Linked DNA regions of Mus musculus: all the other regions are linked to region 1. The links are chromatin loops, found by intact Hi-C in ENCODE. Cell type or tissue: heart. All regions are shown on one strand.

Region 1 (5,000 bases):
TTCCAGGGCAAGAGAAACTGGAGTGTACTTTGAAACACTAAACTTAAAAGGATATAACCAGCTTCCCACTCCGGACTTTACCTACTGAAGGGACCTCCCTGGAGAACGATTCTATTTTGAATAGTAAATGACTCTGTATAGAAAATGTAGTTACATAAACTATTTTCACATGTTCTCTTCCTATCAGACTCTTGAGATAAAACCATCCATTCAAGCAGACATCCTTCCACCACTGCAAACTGGGCTTGGTGGTAAACTGTGAGCATCTTGTTTTATTATTGATGTAACCATGAAATACCAAAGTGCTGAAGGCAAGTTTACAATGTCAGAATTTTCTTAGCACTTAAGCTTACCGTTGACCTTGAAACTAAACAATACTTGAAATCACCAGCTTTCAAATGAATGGGATTTGAAGCAAGCCTCAGCTGATGACTGAAATGCTTCCTCTGACAGTGGTTGTAAGTGAAATCTTCAAAAAACAAGGCTATAACATGCATGAAAAAGCTTCCATAGCCTGCTTCCTGGTCCTAAGCCTGAGAGAAATAAGACAAACAGATCTTGTTATAAATCAAATGGGTTTATATGTAGTTTTCACAGATGTTGCTGCAGATCTCTTATTAATCCACGTGCTGTCCCGGCTATGGTTGTACTAACTACACTTAAAGAGTTTTAGACCTTTCTGGTTCCAAAGGTGGGAGAACACACACATTGCTATGGTGGTTGGCAAAAGCACACTGTAAAGTCAAAGCCTGTCTGTGGTCTGTGCTGGTGCAGCCCTGTGGGACATTCTCCTCCAGAAAAGCAGATCAGAATAGTCCTGCTAAAGAGGGCAGGGGAAGAACAGTCAAGCAGGCCGAGGCAGAATTACTGTTCCACCCCAACTCTCCCTCCCTGTGTTAAAGGTGTACAGAATTAAGAGAACTCAGTAATTATGCTTTTAACAATCAGGGTCTAGGGTTGCTCAGCTTCTTCTTGCTTCTCATTTTGACGTGTGGTCCTTGCTGCCTGTGGTATCATATTAGGGATCCCATCAATGATTGGATATGCTATTCCCAACTCTTCATTAACCAATTCATTTGTCGATGCTTCATATCTAAGGGAGAAAAAGAACAAAACGAATTGTGGAAACTAAAAGCTTAGAAAGGCTTGACGCTCAATAAATGGCACTATGTATCCAATATTTATATTTATACCTCCAGTCCTCCAGTAACTTTAGTCTTAGAAGCATAGGCCAATCCAACCTTTTCTTTTAGAAAAATCATCTTACAATCTGTAATTATTCCCATTAGGGCCAGTGTTTCATATATATATATATATATATATATATATATTTTAGTTTATTCCCAATTTATGACTTAGCTTTTTCATAGCAGTGAATTGCATTGGATTGCAAGCCCCACATTGCTTCCAAGTTAGAGATTCGGTCTACATTAGATGCCACTGCGTACGCAGAAAACCTTGAGACTCAGTGGAAAGACCCTTATCTTGTATTTTGCTTCTGCTTTTCCATGTGTGTTAAAAAATAATGTCTAGTTCTAAGATTAGAACTATTTACCAGAAAGAGTGGGGAATGAAAGCTCCTGAGAGAGAGTGAAAAATTATTTAAGCCCTTAGACCTGTGTCCAAAATAGAGAACTTGCCCCATTGCTCCAGGATGCCAGCTGTTTGCAGATTTGTCTTTCTATAGCCCAATTCCAGGTTTTTGCTGTTTTTGCCTTTATAAGCCCCTTACCCCTTGAGCTCGTGGTCTATTCCTCTACCCCTGTGTGGGATACGAGTTGTCCCTAGTGCGCTGGTCTTTCCCGATTAAACCTCTTGCAGTTTGCATCAAGACCGTTTCTTGTGAGTAATTTGGGGTGTCACCTATCCTGAGTTAGAACATGGGGGAGTCCTCATGTTGTGGGTCTTTCAGGATCTGCTTTGATCCTTTATGGTTCATACACATGACAGGAAACTGGGAATAATAGGCGTTTTAAAAAGATTGAAGCCAAGCCGGTCATGGTGGCACACGCCTTTAAGCCCAGCACTTGGGAGGCAGAGGCAGGCGGATTTCTGAGTTCGAGGCCAGCCTGGTCTACAAAGTGAGTTCCAGGACAGCAGGGCTACACAGAGAATCACTGTCTCGAAAAACAAAACAAAACAACAACAAAAAAATCAAAAAAAAAAAAAAAAAGCAAACAACAACAACAAAAACAAAACAAAAAAAGATTGAAGCCAGAAGTGGTAGTTAACTCCTGTAATCTCCTGCTCTCAGGAGACTGATGCAGGAAAAGTATCACAACTTTGAGGCTAGCCTGGGCTATAAAAAGAGTTCCAGGAAAGACCAAACCAAATAGAGAAACTTGTCTCCCCTTCCCCCATCAAAGAATGGAGAGGCTGGAAAGATCAGTATGTCAATAGTATTTGCCCTGAGTTTTGATCATGTCTGAATGTCTCTCTCCCTGTCTCTGTCTCTCTCTCCACACACACACACACACACACACACACTCAGGCAAGTGCACGTGCGACAAAAAAAAAGGGGGGGGGGAGAAAGGAAAGAATGAAGAAACGAGCCAAAGGAAGAAAAGAAAGAGAGAGAGAGAAAGAGAGAGAGAGAGAGAGAGAGAGAGAGAGAGAGAGAGAGAGAGAGAGAGAGAGAGAGAGGAAGGAAGGTAGGTAGATAGGTCGGTCCGGACGCTGGCCCTGATACTGTGTTTCAAAAGGTAGAGAGAGAGAGAGAGAGAGAGAGGAAGGAAGGTAGGTAGGTAGATAGGTCGGTCGGGACGCTGGCCCTGATACTGTGTTTCAAAAGGTTCTGGAGCCTAGCCAGTCTCAGAAACCAAGTCTTTCTTTAAAGCCTCCAGGAGAGATTGTAAAGAGCAGCCAATGGCGAGCCAGAGAAAAGCTCACGCGGGTCCTGGGCGGGGCTGACCCTAGCATAGGGGTCGGCCGGGCGGATGGCATCCAGGGAGTAAGCTTCTGATCCGCTGGCGGGCCCACAGGCCACCACCCTTCCTCGGGCCAAGGCGGCAGATGAGTCTCACCTAAGCGGCTTCTTGGAGAGCGGACACACCAGGAACTGCAGCAGCGCCGGGTGGAAGGTGTGGGGCTGCTCAGCCCTCTCGCTCTGGTCAGAGCAGAGCCTGGCCCCGGGCACTTGCAGAAACCTCCCGGCGACTGCAGACAGTGCGCGGAGCCTCCGCAGCGCCGGGGCGAGCCTGCGGCACGTGGCGCTCAGCATGGCGGCTCAGAAGATGGACGAAGCAGCGCTCGGAACTTCACTGCTCTCACACCAGAGCCGCGGAGGTCACCCTGGCCCGGCCCCGCCCCCGGCGCCCGGTCCCGCCCCCGGCCCCGCCCCCGGTGCGCTGCTGATTGCTTCGCCAGCACAGCTTGAGTCGGTGGTGTGGTTCCCAGGGCAGACCGACATTCCCCGGGTCAGTGGCTGCACCACCGCTTTTACAAAACTGTAAACTAAAGCAGTACTCATTCAGGTGTCCAACTTTTCAGTAGGGCTAATCACAAAGGTGCCAATTAGTCAGGGACCGGACTCCAGTCACACGGAGCTCGGCTTCAACTTAGTTTTATCTTCAAGGACTCTTCAACACAAGCATATTGTGTTAGAGGCAACAGCAGGTTTAATATTAATCATACAGTAAGTATCACAAGCAAAAATTTAAGAGCCTGAAGAAAATGGCTTTTTTCTCCTTTTCCGTAAGCTGTGAAGGCTTTTACAACTTGAGGGTTGTTAGTTGTGAATACTATGGTAAAGCACATCTAATGCATGCTTGGACCCCTTTGGGGGGCAGGAGGATCCTTTCACAGGGGTCACTGAAGACCACAGGAAAACACAGACGTTTACATATTTACAATTCATAAATATCAAAATTACAGTTATGAAGTAGCAATGAAGATAATATTATGGTTGGGAGTCATTACAGCATCCTGTATTAAAGGGTCACAGCATTAACAAAGTTTGCTTTGAGTCGCAGGCGGGAATGTCTGAAAGTCAAACAGAGGCAGCTGAGATTGAGTTAATGTGTAGGAAAGGCCTCTGGAGTGCTGGCACTTCTGAGGGGCTTTAGCTGTCTGCTGGGAACCCATATGGCTACTGAAATCTTGTCAATGTTCGTCCTTTGAGCTCTTGAAAAGTACACATGTTCTGCCTCAAAGCTTTGCCACTATATGTGACCTATGAGGGAAGGGACAAAAGGGCAGGAACAAGAAAGGCAGGAAGTCACTTAGCTGAACTTCTGGCAAAAGATAACTCTGACCTTACAGATGTCTCCTCTGCATACCTGCTTTCTCCAGCCCAGGCTCCTCCTGTCCCAAGATGTATGCAAAGCTCTCTGATATCCTTGCAAAAACACTGGTCTCTGGAGGTCACCCAGATGATGAGGGAGCGTGGAAGGAAATGGCAAGAATGCTAACATTAAGGCCATGAGTGGGACTCAGCAGAAGGCTTGCCTACCCTGCACTGTCCTAAGTTGTAAAACATCTTTTTAAAACAATAAAACAATTTAGAGCTAATGTCTCTACAGCTGTGAGCTGGGTGTAGGCTGAGAGCCAGTTGGACTAGTTTCTTACTGGGTGAAGCGGAAATGGATCTTCCAGGTCCCTGTGTTTCCTAACTTGTCAATTAAAACAAAAACAAAAAACAAACAAAAACAATTTCTGAGCAGCCCCCAGAAGCAATGAAGGTTAGGCTATTTTAGTTGTGAGTTATAGCATAAATCACTCACTTCTGAGCGTTAAACATGCATTAAGCACTCTGAAGTTAGACTGCTGTAGTTAGAGCACCTGGGATGACTCTCCTTTCTTCATGTTCTCACTTCCCAGGGCTAAGCAGTGATGTGGTGTGGGGGTTGGTGTGGGGTGGTATCTAGTTCCACTCCCTAAATAATTTCATCTCTGTTCCTGATGCCACCTTTCCATCTCAAACTCTCTCCTTTGCCTTCCCAGTCTTTACTACGGCCAAGGGAAGTTGGAGGACACTGTTACGATAGTGGCCAAGAGTGTCT
Region 2 (5,000 bases), 130 kb after region 1:
TGCTCCTCTTTCCTCACCAAGACCAGTGGGCTTTTTCCCTGACTGAAAGTATTCAGTGGTCTTTCAAATCTCCCACAAGAAGCGGGGGAGGGTCCTATAGTAGGAACCAATCAGCTTGCCTTTCTTTGTCTGGATTACCCAATCCCCTGTAGTAGCCTGAATCAGCCAACTAAGAGGGAAAGGAAGAACTCACCCCATCCCCAAACATAAAACTTTAGCACTGCCTGACACAACTCTGATTTCCAGGTCTTCTGCATTCTCTCTCTCTCTCTCTCTCTCTCTCTCTCTCTCTCCCTCCCTCCCTCCCTCCCTCCAGGTGCTGAGACCTTGTTTTTACTGCCTTATTTTTTTAAATCAGCACAGAAAAAAAGTCCATTCCAAAAAACTCTTGACAACCAACGTCACTATGATGGCATCAAATCAACAAAGCAGTAGATTAAAAAAAAACAAAAAAAAAACTGATGACAAGCAACAATCTTAGCGCATCATATTTGATGTTACTTTTGGTTTCCCTTCTCCCCCAGAAAAGCTAATTCAATTGACTTGACTCATTTTGAAGGCTTTTCCACTGCTGGCCCTTGAATGTAAAGCCTTAGAGTGTTGGCAGGTCTGCCACTTCTCTCATGTTCATTTCCTCAATAAACATCGTTCGAATACAAAAATATAGAAAAGAAAATGAAAAAATAAACACAACCAGAAAGAACACCCACCCTAATAAAAATAAAATCAGCAGTTTTGAAGCAGACTTTTAGGATACACACAAAGCTAAGTTGGAGACAGGAGTGGCACAAATATAGAAACAAGAGAACCCCAGATAATCTTCCTTACACACACACAGACACACACAGACACACACACACACACACACACACACACACACACACACACACACATGCAAATGAGATTGCCAGATTACAAAATTTACCTCAACGGAGATATGCTGAGGTAAACACACGTTTATTTTTGTAAACAGTGCTCTCTGGTTTGCTTTTCTACAGCAACCAATGTTGAATCATTACCCAGAGGGTTTGGTTTCTAAGCTTTTAAAAATATGAACAACAAGAAGAAAGAAAACCAGAAGTGGCACTTCTCAAAAACGTTAAATGTTAAAAAAGAAGAAGAAGAAGAAGAAGAGGAGGAGGAGGAGGAGGAGGAGGAGGAGGAGGAGGAGGAAGGAGAAGGAGAAGGAGAAGGAGAAGGAGAAGGAGAAGGAGAAGGAGAAGGAGAAGGAGAAGGAGAAGGAGAAGGAGAAGGAGAAGGAGAAGGAGAAGAAGAAGAAGAAGAAGAAGAAGAAGAAGAAGAAGAAGAAGAAGAAGAAGAAGAAGAAGAAGAAAGGAAAGAGAGAGAGTGAGCGAGAGAAACAGAAAGAAAAGAAAAAAGAGGTATTTCAAAGAAAAACGAGCAATCTTTGCTCTGATCCGAACTTAGAGCTTGGAGAAACTGTTCCCTTAACTCTCCTGGAAAGAAAGACTTTTCCTCCAGCATAAATGAGAATCTTTCCAAGCACCGCTGACTCCCCAACCAAGGAAGTTTACAGTTTTCTGAGGCAGGACAGTGATAGTCAGAGGGGCATCCTTACCCACTTAAACTGACTTTATTAATACAAAAATCTTTCAAAATACTGAAGCTGTGGAGGTATGAACAAACCTCCAAACCCCAATCCATATTTTACACACCAGATTTTACACATCCACTCTTTTGCCTTTGAATGAACCCGCTGGAGCAGGAAGGGTGGTTCGCGTCACAGGATGTCGCAGTTCAGTCGACCGCAGCCCCGCTCTAACCCTGGCTGTACCTCGGCGGTGCTTCCACCCACCATCAAGTTTCCGCGGCTTCACAACAGTACACCAACCACCCAAGCTCCCCGTGGGATTTTTCTCCTCGCCTCTAAAAGCCTGCACTTCATCTCCAAAGGCAGAAATGTCCCTGTCCCTCCTACCAGCTGCGGGAGGCGCCGCCCCAGGCCCCGAGAGACAGGGAGCGCGTGTGGACACGCACAAAGGTCCCTCCCGGGGACGCAAGCCCGAGCAAGCAGCGAGAGGGAAACGGGGCGCCGACAGGAGGAGGAGGCGCGCAGGGAGGACAGGGGGTCCCGGCATCAGACCCCTCCGCCGCCCCACACCGCAGACTCGCGAGCTCCGCAATGCCCTTCCCGCGTCCCTTCTCCCGAAGGCGCGGGGAACCGGCGGCCCTACCTCCACTAGCAGCCCGAGCAGCAGCGCCGCCACCCTGCCGAGCCGGCGGCCCATGGCTCCAGCGAGGACCGTCCGAAGCCGGGCTGTACGGCCAGCTCAGGGCCAGTCCGCACCCCGGGACGGGCGGGTGGACTCCGGGGATACGAGCTGAAGCCGGCAGAAGGACGCGCGGCAAGCCGGCGGAGCTCGAGGACGTGCCAGGCCGCCCTCGCCGCGCGCCCCCGATCCACCTCACGGGCGCGCGCTCGTGGGCTCGGAGCCTGCAAAGTCTGTGGAGCGCGCTGCGGGACGCGGAGACAGCGGGGCTGGGTGAGAAGACGGCCTGATGTCTCCTCTCTCGGAAGAGACCATCTTGTCTCACCTTGATAGTTCTGGGAAGGTTTTTATAGGACACCGGGTTTGGGAGCTGGGGGATGGATACGGATGGACCCATCACTGGGTCTTCCTGAAGTTTCTAGCCACGGAGACATTCTCACTGAGGTTCCTGTAGGTAAGGTGGGAGGTCCACTCCGCCCCAGGACAGTTAAAACCACAAGGAAAGGACAGCTGGTTGCAAAAGGTTAGTGTAGGTTTATGCCAACATCTTTCTGCCTGACTCTGCTAGGACCCCACCTTTGGACTCCACAGTGCACCTCACCTTTGAGGTAGGCTCTTTGACCATAGGGAATTGCTGCTAACTATTCTTACTTTCTCTCAGACATTCCCCTCTGGCCCCTCTCCACACACACATAACAATAAGGCTCAGATGACATCTGAATTTACTGAACTTACTGAAGCATTGGTTGAACTTGTATCAGACCTGAGCTGGAGGCCAAATATGTAGAGGTGAACAAGAAAACAGCTAGTTTAAACTATGATGCGTAACGCTGAGTACAGAGATCAGGAAATAGAATCAATCCTTTAGGTTCAGAGAGATCCCTAAACAAGTAGCAACACTTGCCAGGAAAGGCTGAAGATTTGAGCTTCTCCCTGGATATGTAAGATGGAAACAGAATCGTCTCGTTGTATCACATGGGCACATGGCATACATGCATACCTTCAGACAAACACATCACGCACACAAATGAATTAATTTTTTTTTTTTTTAGCAACTAGAGTTCGTTAAATTACAGAACCACCTCCAACAGGATATGGAGGGAAGACAGAAAAACGGATCTCTCACAGGCGAGTCTTAAATACTTTGCCAACTTTCAGTACACATACTTGGTTAAGATAGAGCATACACCATGAAACTATACCTGCTATAACTGGCAAGCAAAGAAGGAAAAAAAAAAAAACTGGCCTCATGATTACCCTCAAATTCCATGTTCCAACACAATAATAGCTTCCTGAAGTTTTATAGTAACAGGATAAAAATAAAAAATCAAGCCCTTTAGTGGAGGCACTAAGTAGATAGGTTATAGTGGAGCAGGGAAATCTCTGCTTTGGCCCTGATGATATTCTTAATTCTGGTCACTAGAAGCAGTTTCTTTGGGGAGTTGTTTCTGTGCACACAGAATTGACTCAAAGCCTGTAAAGGATCGTTGGGCTATGGTAACTTTGTCTTCCTTACAAATCTTTTTTGTAATAATTTTTAAAATTGTTTTAAAGAATTTCGTGCATGAGTATGTATATTTCCTTTTTTCATCTTCCCCTCTCCAATTCCACCTGTGGCCCCTCCTACCCCCTCTCAAATTTATGATCTCATCTTCAATTGTTATTGTCACATTTATACACAACACCTATGTCTAGTGCATTATATTATAGAACGTACTGAATGCATTTAATGTTGCTCATATAAACACATTTAGGGCTGACCACTTGGGACTAGATAACCTAAAAGGGGTTAATTCCTGGAGAAAACTGAACTTATATATGTAAGTTCATGTATATACATATACTTACTCTCTTGATTTTGACTAGTTGTGGATCTCTATAGTGGCTTCCATCTACTGCATAATAAGGAGCTTCTTTTGGCAAGCAGCGTGAACAATGTTCATCTGTGGGTATGGGCATAAGTTTTCAAGAATACAGTTAAAAACCTATATTGATTTAGGAAAATGGCAGTGGTAGGTTCTTCTTTAAGGTTTATGACCTCTGCAGTTCCAGGTAATTGGTTAGGTTTACAGTACAAATAATTCTCACCTATTGATTGAGCAGCCCCCAAGTTCACTTAGACAGCTGATAGTTACCCCAAAGACTTAACTACAGCCATTAGCCATTGGGTATGTCTTGCTGGGCCAGTCATTTTTGTGCTTTGCTGGATTTATCCCTGGGTAAACGTTTTGATTGTTTTTCTCCCTTGTCAATTTACATAACACCTTCTGATGCTATAGCAGCTAATCCTCAGGGAAGAGGCTTCGAGATCAGTTACAGTTAAATTCTTCTAAATTCTGTGTCTACAGCAATAAGATTTTTACCTCCAAGTTCTGAGAGGCAACCAAGGGCAATGCAAGTAGCCATTTATTTATTATTTTGGGAGTCCTTTGGACAATCCTGACCAACAACTCAAAGGGAGGCTTCCCACTTCTGGTTGTCTTCATTAGGGTTTCTATTGCTGTGAAGAGGCACCATGAAAACAGTAACTCTTATAGAGGACAACATTTAACTGAGCTTTAGTCCATTGTCATTGTGGCAGGAAGCATGGTGGTCTCCAGTAAGACATGGTGCTGGAGAAGGAGCCACGAGTTCTATATCTGGATTAGCAGGCAGTAAGAAGAGAGACACTGAGGCCTGACTTGAGCATTTGAAACCTCAAAGCCCATACCCAGTGTGGTGTAGCCTTCCTTCAACAAGACCATATCTACAACAACAAAACCACACCTC
Region 3 (5,000 bases), 980 kb before region 1:
GGGAAGTCCAATAATCTAGTAGTTTCTCAGTCCAAAGAGGCTAGGTGTTTCAGGTCTTCTATATAGGCTGGAATCCTGAAGAAGCAGGTTCCAATAGATGTGTTGACATTTAAGGGCAAGCAAGTGGAGAAGAAGGAAGCCTTCCTTCTTCCATTGTCCTTATGCAAGCCTCCAGCAGAAAGTATAGCTCAGATTAAAGTGTGTACCACCACACCCGGATTTGGAACTTGTTCTGTCCCAGGTTGGCCTTGAACTCAGAGATCTGCTTGCCCCAATCTGTTGGGTTTTCAGGTGTGTACTACCTTGCCTGGGCCTAAGCTTTTCATAGCCACCATGCCTTAAGATCTGGATCAAAAGTGTATGTCATCCCATGTCAAGATCCAGGTCAGAAGCCTATGTCTTCCAGCCTCAAAAACTCGATCACAGATGTGCCTATCATTTCTGGATTGTAGTTCATTCCAGATGTAGCCAGGAATAGCCATCACACTCTCCAATGTGAAAAGTTTGTCTTTTCTTACAGTTTTAATAACCATATGCCTTCTTTATCTCCTCTCCCCGTCTCAGGTCCTTCATTAGTTTATCCAGATGTACTCAGTTTAAACACTGCCTATTCTGTACTGGTTGATCTTTTCCAGCCACATCCTAAATCAGCATGAGTTAGGACCTCAGCTAAAATGGAAAAGCCAACAACCACCATTACCACCACCACCTGGCCATCCTGAACAGGTGTGCTTGTTCCTGCGGTTTTTTTGGACTATGACCCTTATCATCATCATCATCATCATCATCATCATCATCATCATCATCATCATTTATTGTCCTTGTTGTTGTCGTCATTTTTCGAGACAGGGATTCTGTGTAGCCCTGGCTGTCCTGGAACTTGCTCTGTAGGCTAGGCTGGCCTCAAACTCAGACATCTGCCTGCCTCTGGAGTACTTAGGTTAAAGGTGTGTACTTCCAAGCCTCGACTAATTTTAAAGTTATAAAGCTTTACGGGGTCATTTTACTTTGTGAACACATTTCTCTCTCTCTCTCGATTTATTTTATTTATATGAGTCCTCTGTAGCTGTCTTCAGACACACCAGAAGAGAGCATCAGATCCCATTACAGATGATCCATTACATACCATGTGGTTGGCTGGTGGGAATTTAACTCAGGACCTCTGGAAGAGCAGTCGGTATTCTTAACCGCTGAGCCATCTCTCCAGCCCTGTGAGCACATTTCTAACACTATGTAACCCACAGTTGGCTTGAAATTTGCAAACCTCTTACTTCAGCCCCTCAAGTTGTGGCATTACACACTTGCATAAAAGAAACTGTACGTATAAAAATTAAATGAAAAAAAAATCTAGCCGGGCGTGGTGGCGCACGCCTTTAATCCCAGCACTCGGGAGGCAGAGGCAGGCGGATTTCTGAGTTCGAGGCTAGCCTGGTCTACAGAGTGAGTTCCAGGACAGCCAGGGCTACAAGAGAAACCCTGTCTCAAAAAACCAAAAAAAAAAAAAAAAAAAAAAAAAAATTCTAGAGTGAAAGTAAAAAAAATTTTGAGTAAGCAAGAAACTTAACTTCAACGTTGAATACATGAGATACCAAACCTCATGAATATGTCTTCTTGCTAAACATTTAAAAATCAAGACTGAGAGATCCCACGGAAGATTTAAAGAGTGAAGAGGAAATACGTTTATAAATAAGTAAAACTGGTAAAAAGGAGGAGTAACGATATTTCATGAAGGAAAAATAGATTTTAGAAGGAAGTGATTTGACAAAGATCGTAGGGAGAAAGGAGCAGGTTTAAGAGTCAGCCAAATCAACCCCCTGTGCACACCACTTCACCACTGCACAGGGTCTGTGTCTGTCTGCCCTACCTTGCCCTGCCCCGCCCCGTCCAGCTCCGCCCCGCCCCACCGGTCGTGTAGGCCGCGCCTTCAGCTGGGGGTCCTCTTCCTTCAGGCCAGCTCTCGAGCAGGCCCCGCCTCTCCTGTTATACAGCCCCTCCCCTCTCCGCCTCCTTTTCCTTTAGACCCGCCCCCTGATCAGGCTCCGCCCATGCCGCCTCAGACCCAGCCGGGACAGGGGCCTCAGGGTACCGCCCCGCGCTGCCGGAGGCGGCTGTAGCGTCAGGTGACAGCCCGGAAGCTGCGGAAGCGGATGAAGCAGAGAGGTGGAGGCCCGGTGGGGCTCCGCGGAGGTGAGGGAGCTGGTCGGCGGCCCCGGAGCTCGTGGCGCAGCGCGTATGCGGCGCTCAGGCTGACATCCGAAGGCTGCCGCTCTGGGTCGTGCGGCCGGGCCTCGGCGTTTGGAGTCGCGGCGGGGGCCTCCGGCGAGCGTCCATGGAGAAGTCTGGGCGTGAGAGTGACGGCGCCCCCTGCGGGCCTGTCCTGCACATCGTGGTGGTCGGCTTTCACCACAAGAAGGGCTGCCAGGTGAGGACCGGCCCGCGCCTTCTCGGCGCCCCGCGGCCTTCCTCGCGGTGTGCCTCCGGGGACTGCGCGACGAGCCGCGGGGGTTCGGGTTTAGCGGAAGAATGACGGGCGAGCCTTGTGTTCCCTGTCAGTCTCCACCAACCTGCTGGGTGTCTACCCATAAAGGAGCTCTTGAGGAAAACTCGGTGTTTGGACGCCGGCACGTTACGAGCTGTGGGTTTCCACACGAATGCTCAAGTAGACTGACGCACTTGTAAGCTCCGCTCGGCTTCCTTTGTTTATCTCTTGCGAGCCTTGGAATCTGTAGTTTGGGGTTAGCGACCGGCCCCGCCCCCTTCTCTTTGTGCCATTTCAGATTTGATCCGGCCCAGAGCTATTCTTTTGGTTAGGTTAGCCCTCCAAATCGCTTGCAGTAAGTAAAAATGTAATTTGTCAAACAGATAGTGCAAATGGAGCCAGCTTCTTAAATGACTCTTCACCCTACCGTCTGAACCGAGCGTTTGCTTTGTGTTGAAGGCAAAGGAGCAAAATAGAATAGGTTTGTTTAGCCTAAACAAACACTGGAAGCCAATGATGTCATAATGTGCTAGTGAATATATATATTGAATACTTAAGGTGTTGAAAAAAACGGATTGCTTCTAGCAGAAAACGAAGCACTTGGTTTCTTTTCTTTCACAGAGAATGTAACATTAGATTTATTTACAGAAGTTCAGTTAGTTAGAAGATAACAAAAGTAGTGAAGGGAGTGGAGAAGTGATAGCTGCGAGTGTGTGTGTCAGTGTACAGGTGTGTGTCGACTGTTACCTTCAATCTAGGTGTGGTGGCACATGGCATACATCCAGCAAATGGGAGGCTTGGGGCAAGAGAATTATCTTAAATTAGACAGGGTACTTAGACCCTGCCTCAAAAAAATAGACTATTATTTTAAGATGTTATATTCGCTTATCCTCAGAAAGATATGGAATAACACTAAAGAGAGAGTAACACTATTGTGTATGATATTAAGAAGTTTTTTTAGTACTTCCTGATTACAGCCTTTGAACTAACTAGTTGCTTTATAAGCTAGGAGTAAAGTAACAAAATGACAAAAATCATACTAAAAAAAAAAAAAGATTGCTGAGATTATACTGTTATGAAAAACAGCCCCGGAGTCAGTCAGAAGTTGTAACTTTGCATCCTGTGCCATGGGTGTTCTTGTGTGTGGTAGTATAGTCATCGTGGAAGCTTGATTCAGAACTACACTGAATGGAGGGAGCTCTGGGAAGGAAACTGGAAAACATCAGAGTTGATAGGAGATAGGGTAGTCTTCGGATTCTTGCTGTCATTTGAAAGTCAAGATTATTATGTTTCTGCCTCTCTTACTGGTTTTATTAATAGTATAGCTTTCAATAAGGGAAACAGTATATAGTGTTGCATAAAGATTAGAGAACAGAGACTGTTTAAAAACAAAGATACAAGAGCAGCCTGCATGCTATCTCATTTTTTTGCCTTTGCCTTTTGGTTTCAGCATGCAGGTACAAGTGTCTGCTTTTGTAAACTAAGTTCTGTGCCAGAAGCAGGAGGCCTGTATTAGGTTACTCTTAAGACCAGCAAATCCAAAGCTTCCTAATTTGCCCTTCTTAATTTCTTTTGTCAGATAATGTATAATTACAGTGAAGCAAACAAGTCCTAGTTGAGTTTTTCCCCAATTGATGCCTAAAGTAGCTTGATTAATCATTGATCTTTTTAAAATTATACCTACTTAGGGTATTGAAGTAACAAAGCACTAAGAACCTAATCCTAGGCTGGGGAATGTAGGTAGCTCAGTGGTAGAGTGCTTGCCTAATAAGTACAGAAGGTAGATCTTTGAGTTCAAGGCCAGCCTGGTCCACAGACTGAGTTCTAGGACAATAAGGGGTATACAATAGAGAGATCCTATCTTTTTTTTTTTTTTTTTTTTTTTTTGGTTTTGGTTTCTCGAGACAGGGTTTCTCTGTATTGCCCTGGCTGTCCTGGAACTCACTTTGTAGACCAGGCTGACCTCGAACTCAGAAATCCGCCTGCCCCTGCCTCCCGAGTGCTGGGACTAAAGGCGTGCGCCACCACGCCCAGCAGAAAGATCCTATCTTAAAACAAAGATTTATCTGCTGTCATGCTCTGCTCATTTTTTTTGGTCATGCATGAATACTTAGTTACATATTTTTACACCTCTTCCAATCCCTCTTGTGTCCCTCCCTCTCCTCAAATTTTTCATTTCATCTTTGTTACACACATGCAAGCATGTGTGCATACACACATATACATTTAACCTACTGAGTATTTAGTGTTGCTAATATTTAATGTTGCTGGTGTGTATGTGTTTAGGGTTGACTACTTGGAATAGATAACCTATCAGAGACTTGTCCCTGGAGAAGGCTGAGTCTCTATATCTCAGCTCAATGAGTTGCCTAGAGCTCTTCATCTAGGTTTGGGGCCCTTGTGAGATTTCCCCTATCTGCTTTGCCATAGCTACTGACTTCATTGTGTAGGTCTTGTTTAGAAAACCATATTGCTGAGAGTTCATGTGTACAGCTTTCCTGTTATATCTAGAAAATATTAT
Region 4 (5,000 bases), 150 kb before region 1:
ATGCTAGGTGCAGGCCTGGTGGTTAACTTGAGTTCAACCTTAGGTCAGGTTCTCTAAAGATAACGCCTAAACCAAAGATGGAGTTGGTCTGGTTTCTCAACCACCACCACCGCTACCACCACACCTTTCTATCACTTCTCCTGATAATGTTTTCTGGGAATAAGAAACAGACATTTCATAAAGTCTACTTTCATTTTCCTTATTAACCTACGTCCTTTTAACTGCTTCATACCTGCCTCTCAGAGACTGACCTGCTTCTGCCAGAAGGGAAATGAACACTCTAGCTGCTTCCTTTGTTCACAGGGGATGAGGGGGTGGTGCAGGGAGCTGGTCCATGAAAGAGAAGATGTTTTTAAGGCAGGCTCCTAGGGCCTATCTAGAGTGCTGTGGTAAAATTCTGGGAGGCAGTATGTCCAAAGCTCCATCTTCAGGATCATTTGTACAAGCAAAGAAGCTGAAGGAGTGGAGAGAAGAATGCTAGAGGACACTGCAGTATACCCCAGAGTAGAATGACCATTCTCAGAAAAGTCTCACATGGGAGCAATCCTTTTGAGGTTGGCCTGGATAGCAATGGGTCCAGGGTGTTGCAAGATATTTGATCACATTGTGAACCCTGAGTTTGTGTTACTTACTGGAAAAACCTGTTTCTAGTTGTGTTGTAGCTCAGCCCTAACACACACCTTTAATCCAAGAGATTTCTCTTTATTGTAAATAGTGTTAAATAAAGTCAACCATAGGTCAAGAGTCAAAGCTAGCAACCAGTTGACAAGGAGTGAACACAGGAGAAAACCATAGAGAGAAAGAGGAAGTCGGGAGGACAGATAGGGAGATGCACAGGAAGTAGAAGGCAGGAACATATAGTTTGAAGGTTTTTGTTTCATTTTGTCTTTTTTGTTTTTGTTTTTGTTTTTCACACAATGTGGGGAAGAAGAGCTTCCTTTTTGGGATGTTGGCTATGGAGGAAGGTCAGCTACATGCTTTCTCTGCCTCTCTGAGCTAGCAGGTTTCCACACCAGCATCTGGCTACTAAGTCTTCATTGAAAAATCAAATAATTGAGATTTTATTTGAAAAAAAAAAAATCAACCCCAGGGTCCACTTTCAGGCACATTGACAGCTGTTGAAGTGGAGAGACTCAGTATGAGGCACTCCCAGATCCTTTCTAGACAGGGAGGAAGACAAAATGTAACTATCATTTGATTTTTACATTGAAACAATAGTGGGTCTATTGATCTTGGTGGCAGCTAAGCTCTGCAATGTTCAATTGATCTACGGTCATGATGTCTTACTATTACACAGTCAGAGCTATTCTTACCAAGGAGAAAATCATTAATGAGAGACGGCTAAGTAAGATCTCCTACAGTATTAAGTCTAATGTCCAGATAGTGTGAACCATTAAAGAGAAGCAGCAGTCACTTTATTCTTTAGTTATACTTTCCTCTGAGGTACTTAAGGCCACAGTGGTAGCTGAAATTAATCACTTTTATTTAATTTCACTTTTTTTCTTTTTTTGCTGTCATGACTTTTGCAGATTTTGTTCTCAGGGGTTACTGAGAGGAACCTCTGTCTCTTCTCACCTTCCCTTTACCAGGTTCCTGTGTGCGAGGGTAATTCAAAGATCTTAAACCAAAGCTGCTTCACTTGAAATCATGGAAGTTTTCCTCTGTGTTGACGCTCCTCTTTGTAGACTGGATACTGGTCAGAACTTACCAGGTGGTGTCTCCATGGATTCCCTAAACAAGAGAAAAGATGAGTCCTCACAGTAATCATGTTTTTAGAGATGCCTCACGGGCCCTGGCACCCACTTTACCTTGGACAGTGAGAGGGAAATATTTTCTCTTGTAATCCCTCTGAGTATATTAACATAGCCTCTAAGTATGGATATGGAGGACACAATTTGGTAAAACTTTTACTCTTAACTACTGTGTAATATTTAGATAAAACTTAAGCGAAAACAAAGCATTTAAGTTTTGGTCAAACATTTTTGTTCTTTAGTCGGGCCTTATAGATATTATGAAGAGTAGAACAAGAACTCTATTGATTTAAGCAGTGGTTTCACATCAGGGTACTGGACTTTTACCTTTCACACACCTAATATAACTTTCTGATACTCTTATTACTTGCTTTATAGCTTTCTTGTTCACCTTAGAAAAATATCCAAAATGGATGTATCTGGAGGATATCATCCTTAGTGAGGTAACCCAATCACAAAAGAACACACATGATAAGCACTCAATGATAAGTGGATATTAACCCAGAAACTTAGAATACCCAAGATACAATTTGCAAAACACATGAAACTCAAGAAGAAGGAAGACAAAAGTGTGGATACTTCATTTCTTCTTAGAATGGGGAACAAAATACCCATGGAAGGAGTTACAGAGACAAAGTTCAGAGCAGAGCCTGGCAGAATGACTATTCAGAGACTGCCCCACTTGGAGAACCACCCCATAAACAACCACCAAACCCAGACACTAGGCAGATGCCAATAAGAGCCTGCTGACAGGAGCCTGATATAGCTGTCCCCTGCAAGGCTCTGCCAGTGCCTGACAAATACAGAAGTGGATGCTCACAGTCATCCATTGGATGGAGCACAAGGTCCCCAATGAAGGAGCCAGAGAAATACCCAAGGAGCTGAAGGGGACTGAAGCCATAGAAGGACCATCAATATAAACTAACCAGTACCCCCTAGAGCTCCTTGGAACTATACCACCAATCAAAGAAAACACATGGTGGTACTTGTGGCTCTAGCTATATATGTAGCAGAGGATGACCTAGTCGGTCATCAATGGGAGGAGAAGCCCTTGGTCCTGTGAAGGCTCTATGCCCCAGTATAGGGGAATGCCAGGACCAGGAATAGGAGTGGGTGAGTTGGTGAGCAGGGGGAGGGGGAGGGAATAGGGGATTTTCGAAGGGGAAAATAGAAAAGGGAATAACATTTGAAATGTAAATAAAGAAAATACCTAATAAAAAGTTTAAAAAATCTTTACAGTCAAAAAAAGAAAGAAAGAAAAATATCCGACAATCTTATGAAACACAATAACACTAATTCCATCTTAATAAAAGAAAGTTGAATCCAACTGAATACATATAAATTAATATTATCTGTGTACACAGTTAAACTGTAACTCTATGAAACTGAATCTAGTGATGTTCACTGAACAGGAGACTCACCATTGAGTCCACAACTGGCTGGACTCAAAGCATTTGTCCTTTTTATAAACATATCTAGTTGCCCAGATGAATCTTATCTTTGCTCCATGCATTGGAAACAAGACTTTACAAGCTTGCCTTTAGACTCTAAACTGTATAAATTCATGAGTGAGTGGCAGTGAGCACTCATGATCAAGCAGGATCACAGTATCTGTTACCAAGTGATATATGCCAAAGCAGTGCTCTTAAGATATAACTAAAACAGAGCCAAGTTCCCTCCTGTGTAATCTTCATAAACAGTATTCAAAAAATGCTTTTTTGTCAGGGCAATGAAGTGAAGGAACGAATAATTATTTCTATGTAAACACATAACAATAGAAAAGTACAAATAATATTAGGAAAAACTGTTGTTTTGAAATCTGGAGTGCTAGAAGCCTATGGGTTTTTAACTTGTTGGAAATAACAACTAGCTTTGTAAACTCACTAGTCTATTCTGGGTCTCGTGCAAATGACCCTTTGGAATCTGAAGGTAACAGTGTAAGAGATGACGAAAGGCATGTTTGTGGCTGGTTGTCAAGCAACCAAAGGCAGAAGTTACTGGCATGTACTCCTTTATTTTGTACATGGAGTGGGTGTAGGTGCTTAACTGTGTTTCTATTGGTTGCATTCTCTTCCAATAGCAGAAAAGAAAAGTGTTATTTTCCCAGCTAATTAGCATACTCTGGGAAAGAAACCAACTATGTTTCATTCTCTGCTAGTGTCAAATATAGACATAAAAAACCAAGGTTTTTAAGGAATCTGGGTTCAAAAGGATGACAGGAAAAGAAGTTTTTAAAAGTTTAAATAAACGAATGGCACCAAATGTTGTATATGTTCTACTATGAGAAGTATGCAAGTTCCCTCCCTCCCTCCCTCCCTCCCTCCCTCCTTCCCTCCCTCCCTCCCTCCCTCCCTCCCTCCCTCCCTCTGTGTTTGGAATAGCCTAGTCTGTTCTTAAAATTCAGATCTTGCCTCAAGTCCCTATTTCTGTACACCTCCTGGAATTACAGGTGTATGCCATAAAGGTGTCAAGAGCTCATCTATTTCCTGAAGATGCCTTAATGTAAAGGAAATTAGGATCCTCAGACATACTTCTATGGTGAAATTAGACAACACTTTGCTGAATCCAAATGACAATAGCATAGCTGTTCCCTAAATCTGCCTACCTTGAAGTAAGCAATACAGGAAGATATAGGAAGCCATAACCTGGCAGGAAGGCAGAGTTCTATGACAGTAGAAGGAAGGAGGTAAAATGGTTATCAGTTTGCCATCATTGGGAACTTATCCTGAAATGTGTTTCAGTGTAAGTAGCAAAAAAAAAAAAGACAAAACTATTCCTTTTCTGAGTTGGCAATGAGTGATATAACTCCTCTTTTTCTGTCATTTCTTTCTGTGGTTTCTCCCTCTGTCACCAACAATTAATCCTGGACTCACTGACATATTTTTCATCTCACAACATTGCCTTACAAAACTTCACCAAGTCTCCTTTGCCATTTACTAAGGCTAGTATTGCTGCGAGGACCAAGAGACTCCATTGTCCACTTCCCCTTAAACAAGAAGACAGAAATCCACAGAGAAAGTGGGGCTTGTGTGTGTGCTGCTGCAGATCTAACCTGGGGTCTTGTGCATGTGTCTGCTGAGTCACATAACCCCCTAAAGGAAGAAGCAGATTTGTATTCAAGTCCTCTCCCGAGGAAAGTCAGGAAGTTTTGAAATGTCTACTCCACTTTTCCAAACTTTCCATGGGCAGATCCTGGCCCTCACCAATCTTTGGTCCCACTACTTCTCCAAATAGATCCTTCCTCTATTC
Region 5 (5,000 bases), 110 kb before region 1:
TATAATTAATCCACCATATAAACAAAGAGAAAAGTTACAAGATCATCTCACTAGATGAACAAAAGGCCTTTGACAAAATCGAACACCCTTTCATCATAAAAGTGCTGGAGAGATTAGGGCTACAAGGAACATACCTCAATATAATAAAAGCAGTTTAAAGCTAGCCTATAGTGAATGTCACACTAAATGAAGAAAAACTCAACACAATTCCACTAAAATCAGGAACAAGTCAAGGTTGCATACTTTCTTCATATGTATTCAATATAGCATTTGAAGTCTTAGCTAGAACAATAAGACAACTAAAGAGATCAAAGGTATACAAGTTGGAAAGAAGTCAAAATATTTCTATTTGCAGATGATATATAAGTGACCCTAAAAATTCTACCATAGAATTTCTACAACTGATAATTTCAACAAAGTAGCTGGATACAAAATTAACTCATAAAAACATCAGTAACCCCCCTATATACAAATGACAAACAGAGAAAGAAATTCAGGAAATAGTATCCATCACAATAGCCTCAAATAATATAAAGTATTTTGGGGTAAGACTAACCAAACAAGTGGAAGACTTGTATGAGAGAACTTCAAGTCTTTGAAGAAGGAAATTGAAGAAGACATCAGACAATGGATGTCTTCATGCTCATGGATCAGTAGAATTGACATAGTAAAAATGGCCATCCTACCAAAGGCAATCTACAGATTCGATGCAATCTCTATTAAAATTCCAGCACAATTCTTCAAAGAGCTTGAAAGGACAATTTTCTACTTCATATTGAAACACAGACACACACACAATCGATGCTAGCGAAAACAATCCTGCACAATTGAAGAACTTTTGGGGCTCTCAAGTTATACTACAAAGCTATAGCAAGACAAGTAGTATACCATTGGCATAAAAGCAGGCATGTTGATTAATAGAATAGAACTGAACACCCAGAAATAAGTCCACATACTTATAGACATGTGATTTTTGAGAAAGAAGCTAGAAATACAAACTAGAAAATAGAATCTTCAAAAAATGGTGCTGATCAAACTGAATGGCTGCATGTTAAAGAATACTATGAGGAATTTCTTTTCTGATTTTGTTGTCTACTTGGTATTCTGTATATTCGTGTATCTTTTTAACCCAGAGAGGTTAGGCATAGAGGAAGGGACTAGGAAGACACATGGATTTTTTTCTGGGATGGAGAAATAGAAATGGATTTTACTGGTAGAGGAGAGGAAGGCATGAGAATGGGAGGTTCTGGTGGGAAAGAAGAGAGGAAATGGAATTTAGAGAGGCAATGAGAGGAGGAACAGCTAGTATTGAAACTCATTTGAAGAATATGGAAACCTGATGTAGTGGAAACTTCCTAAAATAATGAAGGTGGTCCTATTGAAGTCTCTAAATAATGAGGGAGATGGAACCCCAACTGGCCATGTCTGTCCCAGTGGAAAATTTCAGTCTGGGATTAAGTTTTATCCAGTTGAGTTATTGGTTGAAAGGGTCGCTATGAAATCCTCAAATACTTCAGGCTGTTGCCAAGAAAATAGGTGTCTCTCAACAAACCAACAGCAAGTTTTCATTGCTGAAGTCAATACTCACACAATGCACTGAATGTGGAGTCCCATGTTCTAATGTCTATGACAGGCAAAGGGACTCTGCAGGTTGCTAAAAGAGAAAAGTAAACCAATCCAACCATAAAACCCTTGATCTACAATTTGTCCTGCTTGGAAAATATGCTAGGGCAATGGTGGCACAAACCACGTGGAGTAACCAACTGATTTCAGATTTGACTTAAGGCCTACACCATGAGATGGAAGGAACCCATACCTGACACTGCTCAGGTGACCAAGAACCAGAACCTAGGACAAAACCAAATACTACTGGTCTAAGAAAAACAAAAGGGTAACAATAAAATGACTCAATAATAGTCTGCTAGGCTCATATGGCAGTGCCTTATTCAGCCATCATTAGAGAGGCTTCAACCTGCAGCAGATGGGAATAAACACAGTGACCCACAACCCTTTCAGTGCTGTGTTTGTTTTCAAAGGTGGGGAGGGAGGGAGGGAGAAAGGGAGGGAGGGAGGGAGGGAGGGAGGGAGGGAGAGAGAGAGAGAGAGAGAGAGAGAGAGAGAGAGAGAGAGAGAGAGAGAGAGAGAGAGAGAGAGAGAGCCAGAGAGAGCCAGAGTCACCTTGGAACACACAGCTCTAAAGATGTCTCCCTTAAATTCCTTCAGAGCTCAGCAAACCTGCAAAAGAGTGTTCACTTTTTTTCTGTTGGCTTGTGTAGCTTTGATGTGAAGGTTTTCATTTCTTTACATATCTGGCCCCTGCCCTTACTCTGCAGTTGGATTCAGTTGGACAGCAGCTTCTCCATTGCAGCTCAGTTAGGGTTCATTATTAATTACATCCTTACAGGCTTCCCAGCTTTGGCTTTCTAGGCCTCTTTGAAATTCTCAAAAAAGTTCTGTAACCCCCTGAACATACTCCATAATCTATTTATTATACATATAGGTTTACCATGTGGTGCTTAATGTGTGATCTGAAAATTAATAATCAAGACTGGAATAAAAGAACCCCAGCTAGAATTGCCAAGGAAAGCAGATTCCCTGGGAACTGGTTGCCACTGAAATTGCTACAACTTGTGGATATTGTCACTTAATAAATATTTCACAGACCTAGAAATTTGTCCAGAGCATCAGGACTCACAAGTGGCTTACTCATGATGGAGATACTTTCTTCTTCCCTGTCTTCTCAGATACTCAGTACTGAAAATTCAAGCAGCCAGGTTTCAAAATGACCCTAGAAATGCCTGTGAGAAAGATGTTAGTGGTGTGGGACAAGCAGGCACTTACTGGAAAGAACTATGACGTAAGGGACTGGGCAGTGCCCTTGGGAGGAGTTAGGGAAGCTAGGTCACTTGCTTTTGGGAGCCCATCTGACATACCAGAGCCGCGGGTGGCTGTGCACCGCAGGGATGTATTTCAGCTGGGCTGCAGGAAGCCGGAAGCCTCGGCGCCTGAAGGCGGGAACCAGCGGCATTGAACTCTTGCAGGCAGCCAGCGGGGAACACCACTCGCTCCTACTGTTCAGCAACCACAGGGTGTATTCCTGCGGGGACAACAGCTGGGGACAGCTGGGCCAGAGGAGAGACCAGAGTACCGAAAGGCCAGGTGACTTCCAAGCTCCTGAGCAGGTGCTCAGGACAGTATGTGGGGGCCTCGGGTCCAGGGGACCAGGGGACCAGGGGACCAGGGATACCGGGTGGCTGGACCAGGGATATCAGAAGCTGGAACCCTGTTTTAAGCAGCTTGCATCAACTGGTCAACTCCTAGAGCTCTGGAGTTTGTATTTGTTTCGGTTTCCAATTCCTCTTCATTGAGAAACTGAAAGCAAAAAAGCAAGCTTTCCTCTGGATAGAAAGAAAGTCCCTCCTCCTTACCAAGCTAAGCCTGAGAGAACTTTCTGGAGGGGGTGGGGTGGGGGGAATCTGATTTCCAAACCGAAAAGCTTAGCAATAACTTGGGGCATCTTCTCTCCTAAGGTTTTGTTTTTGTTTTTTGTTTTTTTAAAAAAGTATAATAGCATTTTTCGGCATTAAAGCTGATGTAGGAAAGTACTAAAGAAGCCACCTGTAGGGTCTTGAGAGATGGCTCGGTGGTTAAGAGTTCAGCTCCTGACACTTATGCGGCAGTTTACAACTACCTATAATTACAGTTCCAGAGGATCCTATGCCTCTATGGGTACCAGCACACACATATATGCACACAGTGATGCGCAAGCGCAAGCGCGCGCGCGCACACACACACACACACACACACACACACACACACACACGTAAAAATAATAAAATATTTAAAATTTAAAAAGTCACCTATAATTACACCAAAAGCAACTCTAAGACCATTGCAGCTCCTCGTTTTATCTTCTGCTTATGTATTTAATTTTTATAGGAATTTTGTCATTATGAGTTATTGTAATTGTATCTAAACAAGAAGTTGTGGTTTTACCAAAACATTAATCCACTAGGGGATTTTATATATGATATTGATTCACTTCTAAGTAACTTCAAACTAACTAAAGTTCTAGTTTGTTTTTCTGGTTTTAATTATCTATTTTTGCCACTTTATATGCTAAGCAAGCACTCTACCACTGGACTATTTTACATTCCCATTGACTATATTTGATTATGTGTGTAGAATAATTTGAAGAACTGTGTAGAACACGAAAACTATTCCTCTGTCCCTTTGGATTCAGTTTCTGGAAGCTACAAATTTAACTTGAAAAAAATGAATAGGCAAAAAACAGCATGGGATTTTATTAGTCTTTTACCTAGAGAGTAATTTTTGTGTATATAGGAATTCACAGAAAGTAAAAGAGGTGCTTAGATCCAGGAACTTGTGTACTTAACAAAAGAAAAGAGGTTGGATAATAAATTGTGGGGAACCATCTAAGAAATAATGATAAAGCCCTTGCCAGACACGAATGGGCACCTTTCAGTTTCGTTTCCGTGGGCTGTGAATCTTATTTTGAGCTAGGTTTCAGTTTGCTCAGATAGGAACTCAAGGTGCTCCGACTTTGCCTGCCAAGTTGTGTCCAGGTAGTCCATAAAAACTGCTGTCTTTCCACACATGTATAAACATATTGGGTTTACTTCTTCATGATGTTTAGTAAGAACTTTAGAATTGATTTAACCAACACTGAGGGACACAAAGAATCTGGGTAACTCCCCTCCTCCCTTTTCAGAGGCAATTCCTGTCTTAAACTCCAGACATTTATAATCTTATGGAAGGTTTTTCATTTTCTTTTCTCTTTCTTTTTCTTTTTCCTTTCTTTTTTTCTTTCTTTCTTTCTTTCTTTCTTTCTTTCTTTCTTTCTTTCTTTCTTTCTTTTTCTCTCTCTCCCTTTCTTTCTTTCTTTTTCTCTCTCTCCCTTTCTTTCTTTCTTTCTTTCTTTCTTTCTTTCTTTCTTTCTTTCTTTCTTTCTTTCTTTCTTTCTTCTTTCCTTCCTTCCT

Evidence for each region. Hi-C counts contacts between places; a loop is a spot of excess contacts. Peaks named below come from ENCODE experiments on the same cell type or tissue, not always from the same donor. Only the 100,000 strongest peaks of a DNase experiment are listed, where the experiment ranks them.
Region 2: a loop joins it to region 1, with 4 times the contacts of the local background. A loop is called at or near these places in 12 of 42 quality-filtered maps.
Region 3: it touches region 1 in a loop (4-fold over the local background); 5 of 42 quality-filtered maps call a loop at or near these places.
Region 4: it touches region 1 in a loop (6-fold over the local background); 14 of 42 quality-filtered maps call a loop at or near these places.
Region 5: it touches region 1 in a loop (6-fold over the local background); 6 of 42 quality-filtered maps call a loop at or near these places.

The regions. Positions count from the first base shown.
Region 1 is chr6:57,688,786-57,693,785 of GRCm38, forward strand. Pyurf (Pigy upstream reading frame) reads right to left here and starts at 3,293. Exons shown (of 2, transcript NM_025574.3): 1 at 3,024-3,293; 2 at 1-1,093. The coding sequence starts at 3,220. The coding sequence ends at 952. In heart, a CTCF peak has its summit at 3,059; DNase peaks (open chromatin) are centred at 2,906 and 3,286; H3K4me3 peaks cover 1,649 bases; H3K27ac peaks cover 1,471 bases.
Region 2 is chr6:57,822,732-57,827,731 of GRCm38, forward strand. Vopp1 (vesicular, overexpressed in cancer, prosurvival protein 1) reads right to left here and starts at 2,394. Exons shown (of 5, transcript NM_146168.1): 1 at 2,196-2,394. The coding sequence starts at 2,249. In heart, a CTCF peak has its summit at 2,205; DNase peaks (open chromatin) are centred at 1,910 and 2,320; H3K4me3 peaks cover 2,217 bases; H3K27ac peaks cover 2,781 bases.
Region 3 is chr6:56,712,793-56,717,792 of GRCm38, forward strand. It overlaps Avl9 (AVL9 cell migration associated), which reads left to right and starts at 2,113. Exons shown (of 16, transcript NM_030235.1): 1 at 2,113-2,422. The coding sequence starts at 2,330. In heart, a CTCF peak has its summit at 2,365 (motif pointing left); a DNase peak (open chromatin) is centred at 2,009; H3K4me3 peaks cover 2,187 bases; H3K27ac peaks cover 1,444 bases.
Region 4 is chr6:57,541,314-57,546,313 of GRCm38, forward strand. No RefSeq gene overlaps it. Among named protein-coding and RNA genes, the nearest start is that of Ppm1k, 8.3 kb to the left of the region's middle. In heart, no CTCF peak of the experiment used is centred here; DNase peaks (open chromatin) are centred at 2,508 and 3,728; H3K27ac peaks cover 273 bases.
Region 5 is chr6:57,578,074-57,583,073 of GRCm38, forward strand. It overlaps Herc6 (hect domain and RLD 6), which reads left to right and starts at 2,919. Exons shown (of 23, transcript NM_025992.2): 1 at 2,919-3,159. The coding sequence starts at 2,964. In heart, no CTCF peak of the experiment used is centred here; a DNase peak (open chromatin) is centred at 2,978; H3K4me3 peaks cover 1,175 bases; H3K27ac peaks cover 790 bases.